Linked DNA regions of Homo sapiens: region 2 is linked to region 1. The links are chromatin loops, found by intact Hi-C in ENCODE. Cell type or tissue: heart left ventricle. All regions are shown on one strand. Each heading gives the region's core, and the rest is flanking DNA. Links, peaks and the distances in the headings are about the cores only. Region 1 overlaps MECOM (MDS1 and EVI1 complex locus). Region 2 overlaps MECOM (MDS1 and EVI1 complex locus).

What was found. Hi-C counts contacts between places; a loop is a spot of excess contacts. Peaks named below come from ENCODE experiments on the same cell type or tissue, not always from the same donor. Only the 100,000 strongest peaks of a DNase experiment are listed, where the experiment ranks them.
Region 2: a loop joins it to region 1, with 2.2 times the contacts of the local background. A loop is called at or near these places in 12 of 110 quality-filtered maps.

The regions. Positions count from the first base shown.
Region 1 is chr3:169,281,798-169,290,142 of GRCh38, reverse strand. The region is part of intron 2 of MECOM (MDS1 and EVI1 complex locus); the gene reads left to right. It overlaps LOC105374206 (a long non-coding RNA gene), which reads right to left. Exons shown (of 3, transcript XR_001741018.2): 2 at 7,842-7,924; 3 at 7,383-7,537. Among named protein-coding and RNA genes, the nearest start is that of MECOM-AS1, 160 kb to the left of the region's middle. In heart left ventricle, for the core only: no CTCF peak of the experiment used is centred there; no DNase peak of the experiment used is centred there; H3K27ac peaks cover 1,189 bases.
Region 2 is chr3:169,220,581-169,228,925 of GRCh38, reverse strand. The region is part of intron 2 of MECOM (MDS1 and EVI1 complex locus); the gene reads left to right. Among named protein-coding and RNA genes, the nearest start is that of LINC01997, 220 kb to the right of the region's middle. In heart left ventricle, for the core only: no CTCF peak of the experiment used is centred there; no DNase peak of the experiment used is centred there; H3K4me3 peaks cover 466 bases; H3K27ac peaks cover 575 bases.

The DNA.
Region 1 (8,345 bases), core at 163-8,162:
TTTTATTTGGACATATTAAAGCATCTATTCTCTCCAACACTATTGTTTAGGGTAGTATCGGGGCTGATATACTTAAGGTTACTGTTGTCGGCTTCTCAAGGTGTAGTCTAAGCATAGAACCTTTCATTAAAGGGCAATGCTACAGCAATCCAAAATAGTTAACACTCCTCCTGGTACCTTCTCAAGAAGAGAGTCATGTCCCAGAGGTGGGCTCACCAAGCTACTTTTAAATTATGCTTCAATCTGATGACTTCAACAGGGTTTAACTTCACTTAGTGGCAAAGCTTATTTTCAGGTTTCCATATATGAGACACAAAGAAATAACTAGCTAAATACAAGTTGTTTTCCAACCTCAGATGGGAAGTTAAAATTCCTGCTTCTATTTTCTAATTCCTCCTCTTTATTCCCCTGCCCGAGCACTACAAAACTCATCAGGAGTTAATTTTTTTTAGCCAAGTGGTAATCATTTGATTTTAGTCAAACTCTCCATTGGCCTAATACAAATGCCGAGTAAGAGATGAGGGTTGCACAGCCTGTCAGGGGTAGCTCAAGTAGCTGTTTGTTCAAAGTATTTGCTGAAGCAGAAACAACCCTTTTTGTTTTGAAAGCATGTTAATGTGCTAATGAAATGCACAAAGCAAAGAGGTTCATCCATATAAATGGGTCATTTAAATAATGAACAAGAAGGAAGGATGTGGTTTGGTGTCAGTACTGATTAATTAGGACATAAAAATAAGTAACCATCCCAACATTGGCTGCCTCCCTTGAAACTTACTCTATTAGTGGGCAATGAAGTTAATGCAATTGACAATATAATTACAGGTTAGTGAGCAGAACAATCCACGAGGAGGTTCTTGTTTCATTTACAGCTTTAATTAGCTAGATAGCATCTCTGTGTTAATTTTCTCATCTCTACCTTGCTAATCTTCTGGTCCTCATAGAAACAAAAAACCTGTTGTTTTCAACTAATTTCTTAGAATGTTTTGGGTACCACATATAGATATATAGTATTGTTCTAGGTATTCAATTCAACTAACTTTTATTAAATGTCTACCATCTGATATTCACTGTGCAAGCACATGCTAGTGAGTTTATAGAACTGTACTTCAGATAAATGCAACGACGTCCACCAGCGACTTATTTTTATTGCTCTCTTCTCTGGAATCCTTTTGTCTTTCATAAAAAAAGTTCATAAAGTTTCTAAGGTCTGGTGTTAGTGGACTGTGTTGAAGTTGATGGCATATTGTCAGATTTATTCCTTCACCAAAGAGTTAACCTTGAGGCAACTTTATGCAATCTATTTTACACAATCGTGATTGAGGATAACACAGGTAGTTGAAAGTTAATTATCAACTCTGCTTCAAATACTGACGGAACACCTAACTTGAGATCTATTAGCATCACTGGAGGTCATTGAGACTACTGGAAGGGCACTTGGAACACACACACACAGACGCACACGCAGCAGATTACATGAGACAACAACAAAACCCCATAGAATACCACTTCAGATGCCTCCCCACCCCAATAAGCGTGAATGTGATTTGATTAGTATTTTCTTGTTACTATTAAATGATGGCTCTGCTGCTCGTTTTGGTTCAGGACAAATCAACTGCCAATTGCTAAATATTCTCAAAGAACTAATTTCATTCTGATAGAACCTTTTCAATGTTATATTCAAAAAGCCCATTTTTAACCTTCCAGTGTAGAAATAACTTTCTTATATTGTGAAATGAAAGAAGAAATCAAAATTAAGTTGTGTTTTGGAGAATAAAGAAGAAAGATACTCTTTATGTTGTAGCAATGATTTGTATCAGATTCCTTCTCTAAGATTTGTACTTCTTATATTTATTTTTCTTGCCTATTCCCCAGGTTTTTAGTTCAAAGTAAATTATCAAGATTTTTTTTTTTTTTACTAAAACTTGCCTCTTTCCTCTTTCTCCCCCTACCCCCCAAGTGTAAAACATGGAGAAAGCAGAATTTTCTGTTTTTTCCATAATGGTTCATTTGTATTCTCTGAACCCAAGACTAAGGCAAGTTCTAATGTCTTACTGTTTTATATCACCACTGAGGTAGCAGTGACATGCTGGCTGCTGATGAATAAATATATTTATCTGGCTTCTAAACCTGCTTACACTGTTGAATAATGAGCAGATGTTAACAATTACTCTAAATGTCTTGGATATTTTGTAAAACTTTTATCAGACTTAGAGTGGTTTATTGATTTAGTCAGAATCATGCCCTGGGCACAAAACATATTGTCGTATGGGATTCAACGTGGGCGGAATGCATGTCCATTAACATTTTAAACTCCTATACAAGGGCCCTGCTTCTGGAACCTTCTGAACAGTAGGTATCTCTAATATGTTCTTGCTCTTCCTGCATAAACCAAAGCATATTTATTGACAATTTTTTTACGGCCTCACTTTTAAGGATACAACAATTGTATCCATAAAATACAATTCCTAATTGTACAAATAATTAGGAATGAAAAAAATGAATATAGGATTTGAACACCAGCTTCATGCATTTCAAGTAAACATTACAATCCAGCACAGTAACAACTACCCATGTTTGTTTCTAAAGTAAATCAACAAAAATCTATATTCCCATTTCTCTGGAATTATGCTTTGTTTTTTATTTTTTTAATAACATCAAGCCATTTTAGTTGAATGATACAGAAAGTCACTTTGAATTCAAATATAAAATAAGGTCATCCATCATGTTAACAATTTAATTACCTGAGTATATATTTTTCCAGCAAAACAAAAAAAACATTATTTGTTGTGTATCTTATTACTGAGCTGTTGCCTCAGGACAGCTTGGCTGTCAGTGGACAGGCCCTGTGGTAAGCAATGGTGAGATAGGGAGCAGATAAGCCTGGCAGTCCTCTGCCTTTCTTTCAGGCCCTCTCCATCCGTGTTTCCTGGAGGCCTTACCTGTTAGGGTCCTTGTAATCTTTGTGGCAACAGTGAAATGGTGACTTGTAAAGGCAGCGAAGCATGACAGAGAGAGAGAAAGGGTCGAATGAAATAGAAATGTGATATTTTCTATCTTCGGAGGGCCCAGGAAATAGGACTCCAGCTGCCGAGCTGGGGTTTGGCATTCAGTATCACACCGAGTACAAGGAATGTTGTGAGATTTATTATTTAGGACTCATGGAAGAGGCAAATTAAACAATGCACTAGTTTCTCTTATTGTTTAAGTAGCTGCCTTCCCAGTGATTTCAGATAAAGGTATAAGTTCAGCACTGAGGAAATGAGATCAGAATAAGGGAGGCAAATTGGAAAAGAACAGCTTCTGGGTTCTTCTCGGGGCGTTGGAATTGCCGGGCTACCTCCCTTTTGAGGACTCACCAGGTAGCAGGCAAATGTCTGTAATGTGGGTCTGTTGCTGTTTGCTTGTTTGTTTTTTAATTGTACACCCTGACTCCTACAAATACCTATAACAACACAACCTAATACGTTGATCATATAGCAACAATCCTTTCTAATCTAGGGAGTGGTGGACATAAAAATGGCAAGGAATTTTTTGTCCTGCTTTTACAATTTTATGCACTATGGTGGTTGGCAGTTTTATTTTGGCCTGATTCCTTGCAGGGAGCGTTGTCAACCGTGGAAGACAGAAAACAAAGACCAGACTTAAACCAACCATTAGTACATGCTGCCTGTTTCCTGGCTGGATAATGTTACAAGAAGGGAAGGTATTCTATTCTTACTCAGGCTCTGCATCGAGGATAAGTTTTGCATTTCAGAGTGGAAGACTAATAAGTGATAGAGACAACAGGGCTTGGTCAACAACTTGGGTATGAATCACCCAGGTAGCAGAGGGGGAAGCTGCCTAGAAGGAAATCTTTGCTTCTGAACCTCATCCAGGCAGCCCTACTGGGTCCCTCTCTCATTTAACCTGAGAGAACTTAGTTCAAGAAATACGTTCATTCTGTTCTTGCCTCAAGAAGAGCTACTGATCATTTTATGGTTAAACAAATCCACAGAAGTTTCTTCGAAGTGAATTTCACTGTGGATGATTCAGAAATTGCTGATGATGGCAAGGAGAGGGTAGATTTTCTTATGGGTTCCTTGATAACTTTACAAATGCATCTGATTTTCACAGCGAATGCATGTTTTCATAAATGGAAACAAATAAAACAGTAGGCAAGGGCTTTTTCAAATGCTTGCCAAGTACATTAAACACACAAAAGTACATTCACAGCGAAAGTTGGTTGAAAACAGCTGTTTTAAAGGATTTTTGTTGAATGTAGTTAACAGCATCATCATTATAAGGCCTGAAGCAAACATGTTACTGATTACACCCCATTAAGAAATTGGAATGCATTCCCCCAAGGAAACACCATAGCACATGCTATTTGAAAATAACAACCAGCTCCAAAACGCTCAGCTAAGACTTTGTTACGGATTGTGCAGCCTATCTAATAAAGATAAAACTCTCAGGAAAATGAGAGTACATCTTATCTTAACTAATCAGAATATTTTTCACAATATTGTTTGAGTGGAGGTTTCCTTGGCGTCTTTCACCTTTTCCCCAAGCTGGCTCTGTTTACTGCAGTCACACACTTGTAGCTGAAATTCTACAAGATACCAGATATGAAGGAAGTTCGGAGATTCAACTTGCTATTGCATGCAAATTCAGCTGACCATTTGTTTGAATGTGAAACTCTATGTAGTTCTAAGTCAGCTTCTTATCAAATGTTGTTTATCCTGGGAGCGCAGAGTATTCTTCAGGTGGGACAGAAAGCTCTGGTGGGGTCTGTGGGACATGGAAAATTTAATAAGGACCATGGGATTAGGGCTCTGAGAAATAATGTTCATGTGTTGAAAAGGCACTGTCAAAACGCCACAGAAGCAGGGCTGCAGAGCGTCTGCAGCTCAGCTGTTATTGTCCAGCCTGTGTCTGTGCTGCCTGTCCACCATGGCACAGACACGGCTCTACAAACACTTTTCATAATGGCCCAGAAGCCTCCTGAGGGCCCTGGGGAGTTAGGTAGAGAGGAATTCAAAGTCCAATACTCGGTAAGAAGAAGTTAAAAAAAATTTTTAAGGCTTTTATAACTTTACACACATCTGAAAGAGAGGTCAGATTTCTCCTGGTGATGAAAGAGTCACCGCTGGGGACTAACCTCCTTTCACACCATGGGGGCCACACCATGGATCCTGTTGTGAAGGGCAACCTCCCCTCTCCCACTTCCTGAAAGGTGGGGTCACTGCCCGAGATGGTGAGGAGGACTGCAATGTCCATGGAAGTACTGGTGTCTTATATACATGTAAAACTCAGTGATAATTATGGCAACACTAACATGAGAAATTATATGATAATAAATTAAGAATTTTGTAGTTATTATTTCACTGTGTCATTCACCTTTGACTCCTAGTGATGGGACTTTTGATGAGTGCTTTAAGCTTTGTGAACCTCTATGTCCTTATTTTTTACAAGAGAATTATAAGACCTATCATATACAACTTTTGTGAGCAGCACATTCTTAGCATATATATATGGATATTTATCTATACATTTGTATATACACACACATTTGTGTGTGTGTGTGTGTGTGTGCGCTCATATACTTTAAAAAAAGGATGTCAGCATTGCTTGGAGATTCAGGGCCTATTTGAAATTTAAGATTGTGAGAGAGGCCTAATTATTTGTTAAAGGGGAGAATGTTCCTGGGAAAAATCCTTCTCCTCCACCAGTTTGGAACTTTGGAGACCCTCAGGATTAAGCTGAGGGAAAAATAGACTTCTTAGGCTAGAGTGCATCCCTGCCCAGAGTGATCAGGGATCCTAATCTCAACGCTCAGGATTCCCAAGACCACGAAGGAGGCTGCTAGAATGTGACCCCGTGGTTTCCGAAAGGTAATTATACATGCCAGATGGCAGTATCTGGGAGCAGGCGGTATCGTAAATGCAGTTCCCTGTGTCGTAACCTAAACTTCATTTTCCCTTATCGCATGGTTCTTGGAGTGTGGAAGGCTCTCCTTGGGCAGAGTCTTGATGGGAGAGCTCTGAACTCAGCAGAGAAGACTGGGCACAAAGCCTGGCACCAGCAATTGGCCTGTGCACCTGAAGGAACTATTTCGAATGGGACACTCTTTACAAAGCACCTTTTGTCCAGGCTGACAGTGAGTGTGGGGAAAACTAGTGGAAATGGTGATAAGTTTATTACACCAAAACTTTGATGTAACAGATAAATCTATTATTGATAACACTGCAACCATGAGTCTTGGGAAATGTTTTTGATAACATGACACAAATATTAGTATTACCAACTATCAGTAGAAGCCATTTGCCAGAAAAAAAATACAGGTGATTTTGAACAAAGGCAATGGTGATAGGGGCCAGCTAAGAGGCCAGGTAACTATGTAACTCTATCACCATTTCCTTTTTCAATGAATTGTGGGCAAGGTAAATAATTTTAAGGAACCTACATGTAAATGCATTTCAGAAATAATTTCACTACTTAGAGTAAAATTGATGTATTGTCCATTAAATATGAGAGAGATGCCAGTAAAATTGTACCCAGAAATTCTGGAGATGAGATCTATAATTAGAAATTTCATCTTCACAAATGAAAGTGAGCTGGGAGGTACATTCTTTATCATATGAGTATTATTCTGTCTTATTATTGTTTAAATAATTGAGGCAATGTATTATTTTTCCTGGCAAGCAAGCTATTTTTTTCTTATTATACAAATAATTATCTCTTTTTTTTTTGAGATGGGGTCTTGTTCTGTCACCAGGGCTGGAGTGTAGTGATGCTGCCACATCCAGTTAATTTTTAAATTTTTTGCAGAGATGAGGTCTCACTATATTGCCCAGGCTGGTCTTGAAGCCCTGGGCTCAAGTGATCATTCTGCCTTGGCCTCCCAAAATGCTGGGATTACAGGCATGAGCCACCATGCCTGACCTCTTTTTTTGTAATAAGTGTATTCATTTTCTTCCATAAACCCTCATCCCTTTCTCCCTAAATTCTGTAATCATTTACTGAACATCTATTATATTCTAAGTGCAGTTTAAGTTACTAGAGAGAGATAGAGAAAATAGGTTGAATCTCTGATCCTGAGCAACTCATATAACTTCTTTTGTTCGAATTCTAGATGTGATTGAAGTCAGCATATACTTTGAATAACATTGTCCCCATGGAAAAAAAAGTTTCTCATAGAAATTACCGTAAAAAAGGGATCTCTCAAGTGGGTGGCCATATGCCAGTGGTTGCATTGGGGCACAGAAAAAAAAAAATTAAGAACTGTTTCTACTGTTATACACTCATATTTTTATTTGGATTTATCAATATACATATTATTATATCATATTATATATTAGTACAGTAGCATAATTGATTAATTTATAAATAAATATATTAACATATTGGAGGTGCACACTCAACAAATTTTATTGATGGGTATGTGATGATAAATGCTTGAGGACTACAGCTCTAGATTACATTCTTAATGAGGGCAAAGGGCCTGGCCATCTTGTTTGGCCTTTTACTGTGAATGGCAGCGTCGGTCACATTTGGGCACCTAATAAATATACAGCAAAGAATGAATAAATGAGTAAATAAATAAACAAATACTTTCTCTTTCCTTTACAGCTGCTAAATAAAAGTGGTCTATTTAATAAATTCATTATTCATAGCATGTGGCAATGTGCTAGACAGAATATATTTTATAAAAGACCCTGACACAGACATGTTATCTTCTCCCTAGATTTGGGGTCTAATTGTAGGTCTATGCAGCATATCTGGGGGGATACCTTCTTCAGGGTTTAGCAACTCGATATCCCTCAAATCGCACTTCATGGGCTACTCCTGTGCATATTGCTTACTTGCTTGACCTTGAAAATAAGGTACTGTGGAGTCAACACTTGAAGGAATCCAAGAAGGTTATCTGGTTGATCTCATTTCCTTTCTGGATGAGACAATACAGACAAATAGGCTTATACTCTATTTTAAACAATTCTATATCCTCCCCCAGGAACCTAATTAAGTGCTGGAATTTGGGTTTACTTTTAGAGATAATAGATATTTGACCAAGAAAAAAATATGGTAATGGTAAGTTCCTTAGGTTTATCGAATATTCAGTGCTTAACATTGTTATTCTTTCTCCTCTTCTTTGTTTCAGTAGAGAGGAGGATGTAGGTTTTGTGAATTCATAGAAAGCTTGGAGGTTGGCAATATAGTCCCAAGGAAATAATGTGCAAAACAACAACAAAAACCCAGGTGACTAAAGTTTTGATATTTTCTCTGCAAATGCATTCCTTTTACCACTTCCATATTTACGGTTCAATTAAGTCTTTTTTTAAAAAAAATTTTTTTTTGAGACAGGATCT
Region 2 (8,345 bases), core at 270-8,269, 61 kb after region 1:
TATCAGTGCATACAGTGAGCTCCAAGAGTGGCCCAATTTGGGATTTAAAAGGTGTGTTTGAGTTAAAAGCATAAAAAGCCTTAAACTTTTAAAACTGCAGACTATTGTATCCTTCTAACTCCAGAACAGCTCCGTCTAATGCTGTCCAACTTGGCAATAAAAACAAAATGAAGAAAGCCGAAACACTTTTAGACTCACACCAAGTATGCAGTATTTCAGCCTGACAGGATTATTCCTTGGCTGGAGTGACTTACGTTGGAAGGGGAAGTTTGCATGGAAATGCCTTTGAGGTTAATTGTAATGTCATTAATGTGATGTTATAATCACATCTCTGAATTTCCTTCATAAATTTCTTTTCTATTTTTATCCTGTTTTTATTTTTAATACACTACTTTCTTGAAAAAGTCTACTGTAGTCTCACGAAAATACAACTCCCCTTTTTTAAAGCCCCGTGAAAAACTGGTTTTTGCATAAACTGTAGTTTATAAAAGCATGGTCATCTGTCCTCTCCTGCTTTGCAGTTCCTTTTTAGTCTTTGATCGTAACATACGCCTGCATCATGAGTGACTTTAAATGATCAAATTCAAGTGGCAGCAGATATTGCACTGAGCTTAGAAAAAACAGGTCTTGTGCTAGTATTTCCATTATGACTGTTTAGTATAGTATTGCCCGGAATATGGCAAAACCACCAGAGATAATTCTTTTTAAGAAAATCATCTGTTTAGCCAAATCTGTGGTAGATTTGCGGCACAGACTACAGTAGAGGAGGAACTCAGTATAAACCACAGAAACTGCTCAGGAACGCTGCAAGGCTGTTGTAATCAGATTGCTTGTAGCTACTTGGGCTGTTGTTGGTTCCGTCTGTTGTGATGAGAGCACAGGGCTAGCTACTAGGTTCTCTGGCGTTCCCAGCATTGTCTGTTCTGTTGACCTTTGAATGTATTTGTCTCAATTGTTCTTGGGCTGTGGGAGAAAGACTTTCGGATGAGAAAACAATGGTTCCCATCAGGGACACTGCTCCATACCCACCCTTTGTTTTGGGCTCACTTTCACAGCAACAAAATCCCAAGTTTGGTCATGCTGCCCTCCTGCCTCCTATGTGCTGATTCCCACTTCTGAAAACACATCTTGAATGTGCCTCTTGAAATGTTGTCATTTTTCTAATCTTGTTTCCTTTTTAAAACAAGCATTTTATTCCATGATTTGCACAGTTCTGCATCTATATCAATGACTTTTCACCCATTCCCCCTTTCCAACGCATTTCTTGGGCAAAAGTTTGTGTCCAGCCTGCCATTCAGGAAAGGCAAAGGTTTAGCTCAAATGTGCTACTTTGTGGTAGATGGTTGGGGTCAAAGCCTGTTCATGAGATCTCTGTCCCCATAACCAGAAAACAAATCCCACTGATACCTACCAATCCTTATGATCTGATACAGAGAAAAGAAAATCTATACAGAATTCTCAGAAACATTTACTCTATAGGGCATTTAGCAAATAAATTTCTGGTGTAGGAAAAATAGGATATTATACCAAAATTACAACAGGTAGGAGACAGAATTTTAAAAGTAAGGATTATGATATTCAGAATTTATTTATATGTGTACCTGCTCTCTCTCTCTCTGGGTATATTTTATAATCAAAATATTATGAAGAAAGTATGTATTTTATTTTGCTTTTTCTCAGATGGTAAGATGTTTATATTTATTTTGTTGTTCTGTAAAAATGATCTAGTCCTTTTTCCCATTAGTGAGCTCTTGCTAATATTAGTACTGTGTACAATCTGGGCCTGCTCTCACCTTTCTCTAGAAATCCATCACCATGACTATTTTATAAAATAGTGAGTTTGACTAAATTGCCCGAAGATTCCTTTTTCACAAAAGGAAGCTGTGGTGTCCAGCCAATGACTTGCCTAAGGTCACACAATGAAAAAACTAAAGATGGGTGAAGTTAGACACCTCTTAAACATAGGGCAAGGATTTCCTTTTATAGCCTATGAACATCTACTCTCAAATCAAATGATTTCAGAGATTCTCCTGCCATTGCCCTGTATACAAAAAACAAAAGCAAAATTTTCTTCCATACATGGGAGAAATAGAACTGCTTTTAATGAAGTTCTGAGATTCAGCACAGTCAGTTAAATTCCTTCCAGTTGATAAGCACTTTATGTAAGACCTCTGTAAGTGAAACCTGAAGAACTCCTTTGATTCCCCTTTCCATTATTGATCATTGTTTATAATCTCTTGAACAAAGAGAATACATCTACATTTTATATAGATGTCTAAAGGGAAACAAATCTAGTTTTAATTCCGTGTTATGGTGTTGGTTTTAGGACCTTGGGCAAGTTGTCACTTGATTTTCTCATAAATAAAACGGGGAGAATAACTGTACTTCCTTCGCCCATAGTAAATATTTGATAAATATCATCTCCAGACCTAGAACCAATGTGGAGAAGTTCCAGAAAAGATGTATTGTTACAGTTTATGAAATTCATAATACGTAATTCACAAAGTTTAAATAGATAAAATACTTCATATACAGTTATTATAAATTCCTTTATTCATCTCTATAATAGTTAGAAAAACTTATTCTGAGGGACTATAGGTCCTGTGGAAACTCACACTCCACTTCTACTCTTATTCTTTTTTTATTCAGGTGATATTAGATATAATGAAGACTAACAGTAGTGTTCAAGGTTACCTTTAATGCATCCAGGGTTACCCATAATATTTATTTTACCTCTTTGCACCAGCATTAAAAAAGAAGTGTGAGGCAGGGGTGGTGAGAGAATACTTTGAAGAGAACAAGGAGATAAATGACCATCTAGGTTAGGCAAGATGGGGACGTGCTCAGAAATTATTTGTTAAGTTAAAGAATGTTAAAGAGACAATGGAAGTTTATGTAATAAAATAAGGAGTCCTTTGCTGATTTCTCTTCTTCTACCTCACAGATAGTTTTTGGGCCATTCTCTTTGTGGGTTGCTTATTTCCCGCACCAGTCTGTGGCCCTTAAAGCAAGGGTCTTGGCTGGGCATGGTGGCTCACGCCTGTAATCCCAGCACTTTGGGAGGCCGAGGCAGGCGGATCACGATGTCAGGATTTCGAGACCAGCCTGGTCAATATGGTGAAAGCCCCTATTTACTAAAAATACAAAAATTATCCAGGCGTGGTGGTGCATGCCTGTAGTCCCAGCTACGCAGGAGGCTGAGGCAGAAGAATCACTTGAACCCAGGAGGCACAGGTTGCGGTGAGCTGAGATCGCACCACTGCACTCCAGCCTGGACGACAGAGCAAGACAGTGTAAAAACAAACAAGCAAACAAATAAGGGTCTTAGGACGAGCTGCCTAATATTTCATCTTTGTCAGCAAGAAAAGAAAGTAGAATAGAATATCTTTGGGTATGGGCCCTGTTTTTGAATTTGGTGTAGGGTGTTTTGAGAGAAGATACAGCTAAGATCACCAGTCCTTGATAAGACAGGGTTTCTTTTCTCATATGTGCTTCAAAAGTCACAAATAATCATCCTGACTCTCCTTGGCCCACCTCAAACCACTCTATCCCCATTGGTTTGGATATGGTCAAGTCCAGACATGTCCCTCTAAGCAGCCAGGGCAGCAGAATCTCTACTTAACTAACATTAGTTCTTAATAGACTATGGGATATTGAACATAAAATCCGAATAGCTCTCCACTTGTATTTAGGATGCATTTAACATTTTTCTCATAGTGTCTATATTTTTATTATTACATAGTTAAGTAGATCTTATGCTAAAATTCACATAATGATACTAAATATATTCTCTATAAAACTCATTTTGGAGCCCTCTGGATCAATAAATTGGTTAGCATTATCAATATCATCTCTGCTTTGACATACCTGAAAATCACGTTTCTTTAAGTTAGGTAAATATTTAAGTATGAGAAAAATCTGACCAATGTATTTAGCAGACTTTGTGAATTTTTTTAAAAAAGATTGGTTTTGGAAAATACACACATACATTTTGCCAAGAACTTGCCCCCTAATGTTTAATCTTGTGGCTTTCAGGGGAAATCTAATTTGTATCCTTCGTTTATGCTCGACTCAACAGATTGTTGCACTGTTAGCCAAGTGCTGGATGGTCTTACAGCCCATGGGGCTTTTCAGGTTTCTTGATTCTCTACGGGCCCCCTTGCCTTGCTTCTCAGTCCCTGGTGGATAATGAATGCCATACATTTTAAACTCAGGCCAACTATTCAAAAATTAAGTCACACTACAAACAATGAGCTATCTCAGTATTTGTGAAAACTGGAGAATTATTTCTTTCCCTTCTTCCCATCCCCAATGGCCACTCAGTTTTTACTGTGAGGTTTACTGGGTAGCTGAAGATGATGACTGAAGGAAAGGATATTCCACTGAAGTGATAGACTCAGGATAGCACTGTACTTTTCTATATGTGGGTGACAGTGGCCTGGGAAAGTGTTGGGGCTGCGTTTTGAGAACCCTAGGAAGCCATGGCATCCCCCTCAAGCCATTCAAACACCAAAACAACTCATTTGGGTTTACGTTGTGTTGGATGACCACTGCAGCTTAATCAAGACTTCTTCTTGCCATTGCTTTGAATTTCCATCCACTTAGCCAGTATTGCATGCTCTATCACTGCCAGGCCTTTGTTCTTCCACAGATACTCCTTGGCCCCTTTAGAACACAGTAACAGTATTGTTGGTGATGAAGGGCAGATGGGAAGGAAGGCTTGAAATGGGCCCAGCAGGAGCTGACGTTCTCTATCTCCTCTCAGATTATTTTCTCTCTTACCCTCTAGAAAGCTCCCCATCATACTCCTTAGTATCGATACCACACCATATCCTAGATGAAAGGCACCCCCGTCAGTGGGGCATAGAAAAAACCTAGGGCACGGTAGTCAACTAGAGTATTCCAGTGGCTCAGAAAAAAATTCTGAAGCACTCTTCCTTTTCTTGTGAAGAGCTTTTGGGGTTTAATAATGGCAGGAGTTCCAGGTTGCTCTGCTTCTCTTGGCCAGGCACTTAACCTACAGGAGGTTCCACCTGAGGTCATGGGAGTCACTACTAGTGGCTTGGAACTTGAGGAAGAATAGAGGGGCTCACGGTCCAAATCAGAGGAGATGGAGTTTCTGACTTTCAGAGTAAAGCATGAATACCTTTTCCTATGTACATACTGTTAAATCAAGTGGTTGGATATTGTAGTACTATTACTATCAATAATAGAGTATTTGTTCTATTATAGTATAACTGTAATTCTTTTTACATTAAAGTAGAACTAGGACAAACTATACCATTTGTCACATTATTTCCCAGGGTTCTAACTCCAAGAAATGAGTTCTAATTTCCCAGCAATAAATACACAGTTGAACTTTATAACCTATCACATTTTTTAATTGGAAGTTACTTTATCTTCAAACCTCCTGTTAAAAATATAGGACTTTGAAATACTATGCAGCCATAAAAAAGGATGAGTTCATGTCCTTTGTAGGGACATGGATGAAGCTAGAAACCATCATTCTGAGCAAACTATCACAAGGACAGAAAACCAAACACCACATGTTCTCACTCATAGGTGGGAATTGAACAATGAGAACACTTGGACACAGGGTGGGGAACATCACACAATGGGGCCTGTTGTGGGGTGGGGGGAGGGGGGAGGGGGGAGGGATAGCATTAGGAGATATACCTAATGTAAATGACGAGTCAACGGGTGCAGCACACCAACATGGCACATGTATACATATGTAACAAACCTGCATGTTGTGCACATGTACCCTAGAACTTAACATATAGTAAAAAAAAAAATATAGGACTTTGAAAATGAAATTTGCCAGTATGAAAGCAGAGATACTTAGAGTCATTCTTATACCACAGAATTAGCGATTACTGTATCCAGTCTCACCATTTTATAGATGGGGAAACTGAGGTCCAGAATGGTTCTTCTGTGATCCCTTAGTATTTCCTCACTTTGCATTTTCTTTTAGAAAATGTGAAAAAAATCTAATTGTTCCATGAAAGAAGGCACCGTTCATTATTAATGGAATTTCCTTTTATTCAATTTTGCAGTGTCTGCAACAAGATTATGAAAATGATAATTTGATCTAGAAGTCTTTCCAGCTTCAGCAAGGTTACTTTGTGGAGTTGGAGATAAATGACCAGAAGAAAACTTCACAAAATTAGTGTTTACACTTAATCTGGCAATGAGCTATAATTTGATTGGTAAAAAATTCATTTGGTGTACCTCTGGCCCTTTGCTGCTGGATAATGAAAATTTATATCTGCGTTTCAGACATCTGGGGAGGGCCTGACAGCTTTGGGGCTGAATGAAAGATGATGTCACACTGACCCCTGTCAGCATTTCCTCATAGACTGGTTACCCAAAACCCAACAGCACTCACACTTTTTTTCCCCGCTGCCAGAGCAGACTCTCATTTTTATTTTGGAAAGTTAATGACACTGTAAATCTAATAGGCCATTTTAGTGCCATCATGTGGATATTAAAAAATCATGTGACCAGTCAGGGCACCATATGTGGGCTTCACTGTTGTCTAATGGCAGGAATAAGAGGCTGTAACAAGGTACTGAGGGCAGCCAGTGTTTGGAATTAATTTCGAAACCATAGCTACCTTTAAACTAATTCTGAATCTCTGCTAATGATTATTGTTTGCCATTTCAATTAAGTTTGCTTTAATTAGCTAGCTAATATCAGATTATGTTGGACCTCAGAAAATAATTTACCACTTATAAATTGATGAGTAACTCATATTCTGTGGCACAGCACTGACCCATAGAACTTTCTGTGACGATGGGAATGTTCTCTGTCTGTGTTCTCCAGTAAGGTAGCCTCTAGCCACATGTGGCTATTGAGCACTTGAAACATAGCTAGTGATCTACGGAAATGATAATTTTAAGTAATTAAAATTTAAATAGTGACATGATGGCGCAACTATAATGTAAGACTAGAATATCAGAAAACAACAACAAAAAAGCATTTCCTTCAGGTATCTAGTCTGCCTTTCATTGGTGCCATAGTGGAAAGGCCAAACTACCTGGTGACAGAGCTGAAGTCTGATTTACCTTTGTATCATCATAATGCCTTTTGGACAGGGTAAAAATATTTAGAAGCAAGTGATGCATAAACGAGTGAATGAAGTGGATACGTAGATAATGAATAAATGAATGCAAGCAATTTAAGTGATTTTTTTTCTATTTTACCAGTTCTTGCTGCCCTTTTCCTGAAGGACACGTCAGCCAAAAGTTGTGAGATTTGACAGCCAGATGAATTCTTAGTGATCACTTAGCCCAACCCATTCAAAACCAGACCAGAGTGACTTCCAGGAGCTGCCACTGGCTTTTTTTTTTTTTTTTAACATCTCTTTACGTCTCCAAAAGCTGTGCTCTTGAGTACAGCAAAAAGCCCATGGGTCCAAGGGGGCTAAAGGTAACTGGGCACACAATTCACACTCTTTCACAAAAGAAGGTGGGAAGGCAGGAAACAATTATTTTTGGATGCTAGGGTAATTGTGTAGCCAGATAGAAGTATGTAAAGGGAAATTGAAATAATTTCTGAGTTTACTCCAAAATGTTACCGAAGTATTTAAAAATAACCATTAATGACTGTTATCTAATGTTAGCCTCATAAAATTAGGACAAAGGTGATAGTTCTGGTGAAGAAGAAGATGATGATGATACTATTAGTTAACATTTGTTTACTGCATATTGTTTCAAAAATGATGCTAAATTCTATGTAAGGATTACTTTAGTTAATCTTTGCAACACTGCAAGATAGTTCCAGTATTTGCCCATTTTACAGATGAGAAAAAGAAGAGAGTGTAAGTAGCTTGCTTAAGGTTATGCAACCAATACAAGGCATAGATGGATTTTAAATCCAAACAGCCTGATTCTAGAATTACATCTTTAAACATTATTGTATAGAGTGCCTTTCCCTAATCTTCTTCTTCGATTTTCTTCCTACTTTCCTTCCTTCCTTTATTCATTGATTTAGCAAATGATTTTTAAGCCCCAACTATGCGCCGGATATTGTTCGAGCCTCAGGAAATACACTAGTCAACAAGACAGACAAAAATTCCTGCCCTTATGGTCTTTCTCTTCTACTGGTGAGAAAAGACAATAAAAAAGTTAAGAAAAAAGTGTAGCTTATTGGCAGGCACGGTGGCTTAAGCCTGTAATCCCAGCATTTTGGAAGACCCAGGTGGGTGGATCACCTGATGTCAGGAGTTTGAGACCAGCCTAGCCAACATGGAGAAATCCCGTCTCTACTAAAAATACAAAAATTAGCTGGGCGTGGTGGTGGGCACCTGTAATCCTAGCTACTTGGGGGGCTGGGGCAGGAGA